Regions from separate parts of the Homo sapiens genome. Here region 1 is linked to region 2. The links are chromatin contacts, found by Hi-C or POLR2A ChIA-PET in ENCODE. All regions are on one chromosome and are shown on one strand. Each heading gives the region's core, a stretch centred on a gene start or an enhancer-like site at or near the end of the contact. The rest is flanking DNA. Distances are from core to core; before and after follow the strand shown.

Evidence for each region. Hi-C counts contacts between places; a loop is a spot of excess contacts on that map. ChIA-PET counts read pairs that join two places held with the same protein, here RNA polymerase II (POLR2A). Pooled maps may share reads with other maps.
Region 1: a loop to region 2 is called in a map of CD8-positive, alpha-beta T cell, with 5 times the contacts of the local background. The contact joins the enhancer-like site here to the promoter of CNOT4 in region 2. A Hi-C loop is called at or near these places in 5 of 168 maps with a recorded cell type or tissue (CD8-positive, alpha-beta T cell, Calu3, GM12878 and 2 more), 14 of 37 single-sample maps with no recorded cell type and 11 of 50 pooled maps. POLR2A ChIA-PET finds 5 or more read pairs at or near these places in 7 of 52 experiments (CD4-positive, alpha-beta T cell, H1, MCF 10A and 4 more).

What each region holds. Positions count from the first base shown.
Region 1 is chr7:135,574,016-135,579,805 of GRCh38, forward strand. NUP205 (nucleoporin 205) reads left to right here. Exons shown (of 43, transcript NM_015135.3): 4 at 2,255-2,399; 5 at 2,954-3,113; 6 at 3,781-4,009; 7 at 4,736-4,900. Among named protein-coding and RNA genes, the nearest start is that of NUP205, 19 kb to the left of the region's middle. Within about 2 kb of position 1,401, at least 2 of the 41 ENCODE cell types and tissues checked have a DNase peak (open chromatin) inside an H3K27ac peak, as active enhancers do; they include OCI-LY7, where a contact is called at or near this core.
Region 2 is chr7:135,506,166-135,512,072 of GRCh38, forward strand. CNOT4 (CCR4-NOT transcription complex subunit 4) reads right to left here and starts at 3,937. Exons shown (of 12, transcript NM_001190850.2): 1 at 3,724-3,937. RefSeq lists enhancers at 3,007-3,912, 3,683-3,882, 3,913-4,817, 4,193-4,312, 4,463-4,632 and a silencer at 3,883-4,122.

The DNA of each region.
Region 1 (5,790 bases), core at 151-2,650, 65 kb after region 2:
AGGCTGGAGTGCAGTGGCATGATATCGGCTCACTGCAACCTCCACTTACCGGGTTCAAGTGATTCTCATGTCTCAGCCTCCCGAGTAGTTGAGATTACAGGCATGTGCCACCATGCCCGGCTATCCTTTCTTAACCTTTGATTGGAAGGAAGGCTTCAGTTTAGTGATCAGAATTGTTAAAGACATCTCAGAAATTTTATAGCACAAAGCACTTACTGTCAGTGAGTAGGCAGGTAAGGTCACCACTTTTTTGGAATTTCTTTTTGAGAGAGTAATTCAGATAATGCATGAGTAGGTAAAAAATAAGATGATTTCAATAATACAGAGTACTAGGAAGAAAATAAAATAAAGCAGTGAGATATAGAGAGGTGGAGGCTGGCTAGTGCAACTCTAAGTAGGATCCGTAGAGAAGGCCTCTCTAAGATGGTGTCATTTGCCTTGAGACCCAAATGATGAGAAGGTGCCAGCCACCCAGACCTATTGGGTAAGGCTTTTCCGGGGAGAGCAAGCAGCCAGTGCTTGAGGTGGGAATAAAGGCGTGTTTAAGGATAAAAAGATCATTGTGGCTAGAGCATCATAAATGAGAGGGAGAGCAAAGGAAGATGCAGATACAGCAGGAATCAGAGCATGTTTGATTTTGCATGATAATGAAAGGTATTTGGATTTTATTCTAATTGCAATAGAAAGTTGTTGATGAGGGCTTTAAGCAGAGACATTACATAATTCATTCTAACTCTGAAATTATTTCTCTGGCTGCTGTGTAGAGAAAAGAGAGAAAAATTTCTATACTATAAGCAGTTTGTTTTAATTATAATGGAGGAGCCATTTGAAGAAAATATGGGCATGTTAGTTGAACAAAAGTTTAATATGTCTAAAGATAATATATGGCTACCAAAATCCTTTTTGACCTAAGCCTGCACTAAAAGAAGTATGATATTGAGAATGAGGGGGATGTTCACTAGACATGCTTGAGTTTTGAGTTTAACTCGGAACTTTCATTTAACAAACATTTCTTCTATACCTACCATGTGCCAGGCATGGTGTTAATTATATCACTCCAGTGATATAAAGATGAATAAAATCTCAACTAGTGTAAATACGCTCATATTCTAATAATTGAGAATGATGTGGAAACAAATATTTTGACACAATTAAGTACAATTAATGCAGTTTTGTGCAAGATTTAGAGATGGTCCAGAGATTTAGAGATGGTATTAGATGGACCTTGATTGTACAGAGAACTCTTAACAACATCATGAAGTTTAAGGTAGATGTTGCAAAATGAGTAAGCATACATCAGGTGGAATAGGTGGTTATTTGGGAGGATGAAGGGCATCCAGGCAGAAGAAATTGCCTGTGCAAGAGGGTGAAGCAAGGTGATGAATTTGGGGAACAGAAAGGAGTAGAGTGGAGGAGTAGTTGCAGTAAGGGGAAAAGAAAGCTTTAGGAAATGAAACTGAAACTATAGGCAAAGTACTCTTAAAAAAAAAGTGAAACTTAGCCAGGCGTGGTGGCTCACACCTGTAATCCCACCACTTTGGGAGGCCAAGGCAGGTGGATCACGAGGTCAGGAGTTCAAGACCAGCGTGGTCAACATGGTGAAATGCCATCGCTACTAAAAATACAAAAATTAGCTGGGTGCTATGGCAAGTGCCTGTAATCCTAACTACTCAGGAGGCTAAGGCAGGAGAATTGCTTGAACCTAGGCGGCAGAGGTTGCAGTGAGATCACGCCACTGCACTCCAGCCTAGGTGACAGAGTGAGACTCCATCTCAAAAAAAAAGGTAGAACTCATTCAAAGGAGAGTAGTTAAAAGGTGACTGAACTTGAATTATAAAAAGGTTGTTTATTCAGAGAAGATTCCGAGGGAAGAAACTTAGAAATATTTGAAAGATTCCATATGAGATAGTAAAATGGGCATTGAATAAAATTAAATTTAGTGGACAACAGTGAGACCAAAAGATTCTCACCCAGTATGTAGAAATCACAGGTAAGTGTGAGAGTTAGAAATTGAGAGTTTGGAAAATGGTGAATTCCATGTCCCTGCTGGTGTTTAGGGATAAGTTGGATGGCCCTCGAATATGTTGAGCAAGAAGTTAGACAGTGGATGGATGTTTGTAGTAGAGGACCCCAGGGCCCCTTAAGCCCTGAGCTACTGTGATTCTTTGAACTGAACATTGTTATATTGATTTTTGTCTCCTCCTAAACACATACGTGTTTATTAACAATATTATTTCTCAACTTCCTTTTTTAGGAGAGCATCAACAGCCACATTTTCCTGGCCTTACCAGAGGATTAGTAGCTGTTCTTCTGTACTGGGATGGAAAGCGATGCATTGCGAATTCCTTGAAAGCCTTGATACAGTCTAGACGGGGAAAGACATGGACCCTAGAACTCAGGTCTTTTTACTTCTTGGGATTTCAGGGGTTAATTTGAAATTACTTGAAGTATGACAATATTTCCCTTATTATATACAATCTGAGCAATATGTAACATAAGCTGAGTAATATACTCCCTTATTCTGCCAAGACAGATATAACAATTTAAACCTGTTTTATTGTGTTTATAAATAAAAAATAATTTGGACCGAGGTGCAGTGGCCCAAATTATTTTTGGATTACAAAGTGCTGGGATTACAGATTACAGTCTTGAGCTCAGGAGTTTTAGATCAGCCTGGGCAACATGATGAAATCCCATCTCTACAAAAAATAGAATAATTAACTGGGCATGATGGCATGCACCTGCAGTCCCAGCTACCTGGGAGGCTGAGGTGGGAGAAAGACCTGAGCCTGGGACGTCAAGGCTGCAGTGAGCCATGATCACGCCACTGCACTCCAGCCTGGGTGACAGAGCAAGGCCCTGTCTCAAAAAAAGAGCGTTTGCTATACCTATTATTATGAAGAAGCATAAACAATATTGTTTAACGTAGTTTATTGATTTCTTTTCATTACAGTCCAGAGCTGGCTTCCATGACAACACGCTTTACAGATGAGCTGATGGAGCAAGGATTGACTTATAAAGTTCTTACGCTGGTGTCACAGATTGATGTGAATAATGAGTTTGAGAAACTACAGCGAGAGAGAGGTTTGGGCAGTGAAAAACATCGCAAAGAGGCAAGGGTTCAATGAAATCAATTCATGAGTTGTCTGTCAAATCTCAGAGGCAGAAACATGACAATTAGAATGTTCATTTTTTCAAGATGAATTATGTAGCTGATACCATGCCTGATTGCCACTTTTCTTTTTTTTTGCTTTTATTATTTTTCATTGACACAAAACTGTACATATGTATAGGGTACAGTGTGGTATTTTGATACATATGTATGATATGTAATAAATCATAATTAGCATATCCATCACCTCAAACGTTTATTATTTCTTTGTGTTGGGAACATTCAAAATTCACTGTACTACTGTTTGACAGTACAGTATACAATAAATTGTTAATTGTAGTCAGCTCGTAATGTATATTAAAGTTTGTAGTCAGCTGTGTCCATAAAATTGACTTGCAGTTGTTTCAGCTTCGGTATAGTCATTTATGTGCCATTCTAGCTCTTTTTATGAAATGAACAAGAAATTGGTCATCCCAATTTCTTAAGGAACTTAAGGATAAGGAATAAACAATAGGGTTTGTTCAGAATTCCAGAGGTGACGTCTTAGGATCACTTGTGGATTTTGATAGGTTTTTTTATTAGCCTTTGTAAAAGGTAGTTTGTACTTTGGAATAAGACCAGGCTTCACTGTAATTTATTTATACTGATAGTCATGTTTTTATTTCTAGGTTTCTGATCTCATTAAGGAGTGCAGGCAGTCTCTTGCAGAAAGCCTTTTTGCCTGGGCTTGCCAGTCACCTTTAGGCAAAGAAGACACTCTCCTCCTCATTGGACATTTGGAAAGAGTGACAGTTGAGGCTAATGGCTCACTGGATGCAGTGAATCTGGCTCTTCTTATGGCGCTTCTATACTGTTTTGATATCAGTTTTATAGAGCAAAGCACAGAGGAACGAGATGGTATTGAGTTTTATACATTTTCCTACATTAAAAAAATCAGATTTAAAATTGTGGGGATAACATTTAAAAAGGGTGATATTTTAGCTACTAAAATAGTCTGCTCTGTTCCTGTGTTTGCAGTCCGTTCATATTTGAATATTTATATATAAGATCACATTTAAAAAACAGCTGCAGTCCTGTTAATTATTTCTGTTTTTTGGGGGGATTTGGAATGGAAAGTATTAAAGCATATATTATACATGTTCATGATTGCACATGCCTAATTTACTTAATTGCTTGTTTCTTTACCATTCATTTACATTTTCAAACTTTTTATTAAAACATTCTGAGACAGTGACTGTCATTTCAGTAATGTAATCTTTGATCTGTGTTTTCTGTGAAGTAAATAAAATTTTTGTGATCTTTAGATAGCATGATTTCTATTTTAGAATTTATGTGCAGAAAAAATGAGTGTCTAACTTTTTTCTTGTTTATTTGTAGTACACTTATAAAAATGACTGAAAATAGTGAAATTGAAATTTAGGATTATTGTCATTTTCTTTTTTTGTTTTTAGTATGTGTACAATCAACAGTAGTGTACCTTTTGGGATGTAGAAATTAATGTTAATTGGTCATTATTCTTCTGTGAGAATGCTCAGATTTTCTGACTTTTGGATATTATTCCTGTGTATCAGAAGTGAGAATTTATCTGGTGATCGGTAAAGTGGTCTATTTTTGTGTTTTCAGATATGATTCATCAACTTCCACTGTTGACAGAAAAACAGTACATTGCAACAATTCACTCTCGTCTTCAGGACTCACAGCTTTGGAAACTGCCTGGGCTCCAAGCCACTGTTAGACTTGCCTGGGCGCTGGCATTGAGGGGAATATCCCAGCTACCTGATGTGACAGGTGAATTGATTGTAGGTAATTTTGTTATGAGAAACAGCATGTTAGCACTTAATGACATTTTTGGAAGGAGTATTATCTTTGACATACATAAGCATAAGCATAGGAAGATATCCAGAGTTGTATTAAATGAAACCTTTAGTGTAGTAGTGAAATACAGACTTTTTTCTCCTTGTCTCTCAAAAATATCATATGAAATACTATTTCCCATTCTTGGAGCCACTGACAATGCTCTTTTACCTTCAGGGTATGAGTTTAAAATTTGGAATGACAGTGTCACATTAATTTTTTTTTTTTTTGAGATGGAGTTTTGCTCTTGTTGCCCAGGCTGGAGTGCAATGGCACAGTCTCGGCTCACTGCAACCTCTGCCCCCCGGGTTCAAGCGATTCTCCTGCCTCAGCCTCCCAAGTAGCTGGGATTACAGGCATGCGCCACCACACCTGGCTAATTGTGTATTTTTAGTAGAAATGGGGTTTCTCCATGTTGGTCAGGCTGGTCTTGAACTCCCGACCTCAGGTGATCCGACTGCCTTGGCCTCCCAAAGTGCTGGGATTGCAACACGTGAGCCACCCCGTCCGGCCTTAAATGTTTTTTAAAATTAAAATATACTATTCCTTTTATTTTTATATATTTTACTTCTTGATTTGTTCACAAACTAGTTTTTCACATTGTGTCAAATTAAAAACAGTTATTTTTCCATACAGTGTATTAAAAAGGAGATATTTGGATCAGTCAAGAACAGATGTGGAATCCCGACTTTTCTTTTTTGTGGCCCAGGCTGGAGTGCAGTGGCTCGATCCCGGCTCACTGCAACCTCCACCTACTGGGTTCAAGTGATTCTCCTGCCTCAGCTTCTTAAGTAATTGGACTACAGGCACACGCCACCACACCC
Region 2 (5,907 bases), core at 2,687-5,186:
AAATATTATAAAATCTCAGAATGTGTTAAACAAGTTTTATCCAATACATGCTATTCCAGTGGGATAAAAACCATTTACAAGTTCCATTTAGATTAAGAAATCCTTTGAGAAAATTATGTAGTACATTCTAGTTATACTGTTTCTAGAACAGCAAAAATCTCTATAACCTATTTCCCTACTGTTTTCTTCAGAACCAAATGAGCTGAATGTAACTTCCTTCACAAAGAGTCAAGACAGTATTATAGTTACTGTAAGAGAGCTAACTAACTGAATTTTCACCAGAGGCTGAAGTTTTCACAAATTAAAACCATTTTACTTAAATGATCTATAAAAATAATAACACTAAGTTTAAACATATTTAATTGAGTACTATTTGCAGTCACATTAGAAAATTTAATTTTAGGCCTGGCATGGTGGCTCACGTCTGTAATCCCAACCCTTTGGGAGGCCAAGGTGGGCGGATCACGAGGTCAGGAGTTCAAGACCAGCCTGACCAACATGGTGAAACCCCGTCTCCACTAAAAATACAAAACTTAGCCGGGCATGGTGGCACACGCCTGTAATCCCAGCTACTCAAGAGACTGAGGCAGGAGAATCGCTTGAACCTGGGAGGCAGAGGTTGCAGTGAGCCAAGATCGCACCACTGCACTCCAGCCTGAGTGACAGAGCGAGACTGTCTCAAAAAAAAAAAGAAAAGAAAAGAAAAAGAAAGAAAAGAAAATTTAATATTTTTCTCATACAAAACAACAAAAAGATAAATTTATTAAACTGAAGAATATGGATTCCTTTTAAAGCCAAGATTAGGGAGGTGAAAAAAGGGAAGATTTCTAAATCCAAACTGCTTAAACTGATAAGATATTTTTTCATTCCTTTAAAGCACACAAAATCATTTTTAAAATAAGACTCCCCTAAAGCTAGGAGTTCATCCACTGGCAACACCCTTTCTTTAACAAATGAGTTGCAAGTTATCGCTAGTACTCCCATTTAGACTCAAGTTGAAGGGCATTACAAAAACAATTTTATTTTTCTGCACTTTGTCATTTGATTATAACTGTCTCATCCTAATTTTATAATAGGCCAACTTTAAGCGATTCATGTTCAAAACCTTCTTACAGAAATAATCTATTGATCTCAAGAATTCAACTACTCAACCTGGCAGAAAGTATTCCAAATTATCAAAAGAAACCATGAAAATATGAAGCTTCAGTGTTCATAACGTTAGATCAAAAAACTAAAACCAAGCAAAACTATTTAGAAATCTCAGCTCCCTATTTCCTATCAAAATGTTAAAGAACTTTAGATATCTTCTTTAAACGTACTAAAGATACAAAAGTAAATTCCTTTTGACTTCAGAGGGCTGAAATGAAGAATTCAGTAACTGCGGGCAAAAATTATGGAGGGGAAAGAATTACTTGAGAAAATATTTCGTGAGACAAATACCTTTTTTTAAAAAAAAAGATGTATTAAAATCACTTACTCCCTTCTACCAGACAAACAATCCTCTCCTAGAACTCACTGCTTACAATTCAGCCAAGTATGACTGCCAAGAGTTTCTAAACCTGTGTTAGGATTTTTAAAAGTGGAAAGCTTCTCCACCAGTGTATTACAACAAAAAGTATATTTTTTAGAGTTAAAGATCAACTATTAAATACACTCCTACTGATAAACTAAATGTAAGTGATTAAAAAAAACCCAAAACTCAACTTGTAACTTAGCACAAAGTTTGCTATATAAATTGCTTGCAGTTCTAAGAGTAGGTATTTATTTGGTCCCCCAAATTGGGGCTTAAGTGGCTGAAAGAAAAAAGTTTTATAAACAGCTTTTCTAACCTTAGTTTACATTTGGTAAAACAGACCATTTATCACAATCAAGTGAACATAATGCCAAATGTTAAGATTCCAAATTTTACAGGTAAAATTTGTAAAAATTACAATAACCCAGTAATGGACTGCCACATGAGACTGTCACTGATTTTAAACATTTTTACATATATCTTAAGAATACAATGTCATGTAAGTCATGTTTAAACTTGGGATGTATGTATTTGAACTATGTAATCTTGGTTGCTTTTCTGGTAATTCTTTATCTCACAGTGGTCTGATTATAGCCAGGGCTGCTTCTTCCCATTTTACCATTAGTCAGTACATCTTAATTTTGCTTTCACCAAAACATGGACATCATAAGCCACCTCTTGCTTCCAGTTTTCTGCTTTTTACTGTAGATAACAATGACAGTGAGTTCCACCAAATGCATGTATGTGCACAGCTTTGTCATTCTTTTCCCAGCCCCCTTCTTTTCTATGAGAAAAATACGAGGAACTTAGGTTTATATAAAAATGTCGATTTTTCTTTTGCATACATAACTAATGGATTTTCAAGACAAGACAATTTATTCTGATAACTATCATCCTAGAAATGTCAAGAGAACTTCCCAAATCCAAAAATAAGAAGAAAATCTGATATTAACTGGAGAGGAAATTTCCACTCAAATCATAAATAAAATGTCATCAATTAAGCTGAACATCAATAAAACTCAGTCAAAAATCAAGCCTCAATACAGAACCCACACATAACCCACATGTAATCAAAATATCACTTATATTTGCTAGCGGAGTTCACAGATGAATTCTGTATGTGCGCCAGATTTATCTTATTTTGTAATGCTGGGGTTAATATTTATTGGTATAAATCAGGGCCCACACTAAGTGTCCTGGGGAGAGGCAATCCAAAGAACGCTTAGTAGCATGATAAAACCGGTCCAAAACGAAAAAAAAGAAAAAAAGCCAAGTCCTAACACAACAGAGCGAATAAGCGACAAATAGATCACAGAAAGCAAAACGAAAACGGTCCTCTCCGGAGTAGCCTGAATAAAAGATCTTCACTCATAACGTTTAATAGTATCCTACCTCACTTCATTCACTTCCCAACTTCCTTTTACTTTTCAAGGGCCACCACGGGGCTTCCCTTTTTCTGGAAGTGTATATTGAAAGGATCTGTACAGGAAAGAGGGAAGGAACGGACAATTCTCAAGAAGGCTGAGAAACAGGTGGGTTAGCAGGAGGAGCATAATCTAGATACTTAAGGGGCAGCTTTAAGATGACAGATGTGGTGGAAGGAAAGACTGCAAATCGGAAGCAGCTCTAGTGTGGCAGATACACTGTGGGCTGATTGCAAGCACCAGAGGGGGGCAAAGGCTAACTCCAGAGTGGTAGCAGTGGAGCAAAAAAACAAGCAGCAGGACGAGTGGGCAATGAGCAGTGGGATTAATGAGCAGCAGCAGCCAACACGGATCAGAGTGGAAGTGATGGCTTTGGTCTTGGGAGACGGGGGCCAGAGGGAAAGGACGTCAGACAGGGAACAGGGGATTGGGGAAACAAGGAGGGCTGAGACCTAAGAATCCTGCCCCGGTGAAAATGCAGGGGGAAAAGCTGGAGACCAAAAGCCGCCTCGGCTCCCCAATTAAAGAAATTCTCGAAGGAGAGTCGCTGCTTGCCGCCGCGCTGCCTTCTGACCCGCTCCCTTTTCCTTATGGTAACTGCTGTGGCGTAAAGGGGAGAGGGAGGAAGAGGAGGAGGAGGAAGAAGACCAAGGAGGAGGAGGGTGAAGATGAGGCGGGGGGTGGGGAGAAAGGGGGGTGCGGCCTGTACAGTCCCAGCGAAGCCTCCGCTCTCTCGTAGCCGGTCAGCCCCGGGTTTCCCCTAAGCCCAGCCCCGCATAGACTCACCCGCCTGCCTTGCCTCGCTTTTCCCTCAGCCGACTCCACGGGCTGCCGCGTCCTCACAAGAAACCACCGAACGAGCGTCGGGGAAAAAACTCTTCAGAACCGGGCCTGATTGCTTCAGCGAGTCCGACCTTTACGGCTGAGAGAGAGACTCTCAGCTTTCGGTGGGTTCCACAGCCAGACGGGCCACCATCTTACATTAGGGTAAGACTCCTCCGGCCTCCCGTGCGCAGGCGCACGCTGATCCGGCCAGGAGGGGCGGGGGAGGGGCGGGAGGAGCGGCGGGCGGCTGAGTGGGAGGTTGCGGTGGCCGCTCCCGCAGCACCCTGGGAGTTGAAGTCCTCGGAGGGTAACCTCCCAGGGGCACGCCGGGAGTTGAAGTCCTCTCTCAGAGGGCGGAGGGGATCGCCCACCTCACGTGGCTGCTGGACTGATGCCTTTCTTCGTGTTTTGCTTCCTTCTCTGCACGCGTGTGCTGCTTCAATGTCATTTGGTCGGCGGTTTTCACTAGTGATTCCGTGTCCTCGGTGTTTGCGGAAATGTGCTACCCCAAGACTGGGGCGAGGCTAAACAGTTTTTCGGGGAGCCCGGAATGTTTATTCTCTGCCCCGCCCACCAGGGATATCTAAAGGGGGCGGGGTGGAGGTGGAGGCAGGTTGTGGGTACGAAGAGCGCGGGATTTGATCCAGGGTGAGAATTTGATACAGACTTGGCGTCTGTTTGCGAACAAGGAGGAAACAGGCGCCTGTTTAATTCATTTCCCTGTCCTTGCGCATTTGGGGCCACCACCCTTGATCCCTTCTTCACTGTAAAATCACCAGTGAAGACATACACTAAATTGTTCTGTGCAGATTACCCAAGAGAACGGAACACCCGTGCACTTACAATAACGTGCTTCTGTTGGTGTGAATTTGAGAATTTGCGGACCTCGGTGCAAATTAGTGTTAGTTCGGTGTCCAGCCAGCACAGCTGTGTGCAAGTTTACAAACTACACACATCGGCACATCCCCAAGAACAATAAATGCAGCCACAATCCCTACGAGCACTGAGGAATCATCAGTCACAAAAGTCAGTCAATGTACTGGTCGCCCCGTTTGCATCCCAGAACTCTGGTGGAAGTGGCGCTCGAAGCAGTAACTTTTGCTTATTGCATGTATTCTTCACCCACTCATACAGCAAATACTCAATGAGCTCCTCCTAGCTGCCGGGTACTCTTCTATATATTGAGAATACAATGGTGAGCAAAATAGAAAAAATTCCCTGTCCCTATTCTAGTGATGTGTTGGGATGAGGAAGAGGAGAGAAGAGGCATTATTTTAAAAATACGTGATTAAAATGCATAGTATGTCATAACCGATTTTAAAAACTTAAAGCAGGGAAGGGGAGTAGGGAAAGAGGTTGCAGTTTTAAATTTACGAACTTAATTTCATAATAAGCCCTCAATTCATTGTTTTTTCTTTTTTTTTTTTTTTGAGACGGAGTCTAGCTCTGTCACCCAGGCTGGAGTGCAGTGGCGCGATCTCGGCTCACTGCGACCTCCGCCTGCCGGATTCAAGTGATTCTCCTGCCTCAGCCTCCCGAGTAGCTGGGATTACAGGCACGTGCCACCACGCCAGGCTAATTTTTATATTTTTAGTAGAGACAGGGTTTCACCATGTTGGTCAGCCTGGTCTCGAACTCCTGACCTCAGGTAATCTGCCTGCCTCGGCCTCCCAAAGTACTGGGATTACAGACGTGAGCCAGGGCACCCGGCCTCATTCTTTTGGTACATTGGTTTTCTGTGTTTCAGTTTCCTCACTATAAACCTAGAGACAACAGTTACTTGGGTAAAAATTAAAATATGTAGTGAAGTCACATTTTACCCAAAGTTTGAAATTATAGAATCATGAAATGATTACCTAGCAAGGAAACTTGGGAAATTATTTGGATTTCCCTTTAGGTAATTAAATGCCTAAACATTCAATATGGTTGACATTTTTATTTAAAAATGTGTTTATTGTTCTTGTATATATTACTGATTCTATAGTAGTATATAAACAAAGTAATGAAAAGAACAAAATAAAAAGAAGCCTTCCCATTATGAAAGATTAGAATCATCACAGTAAAAACTGGAAGGGATCTTAAGCATCACCTAATCCAGTGGCAACCTTATCTTACCCAACATTCCTTTTTTTAATAAATGTTTTT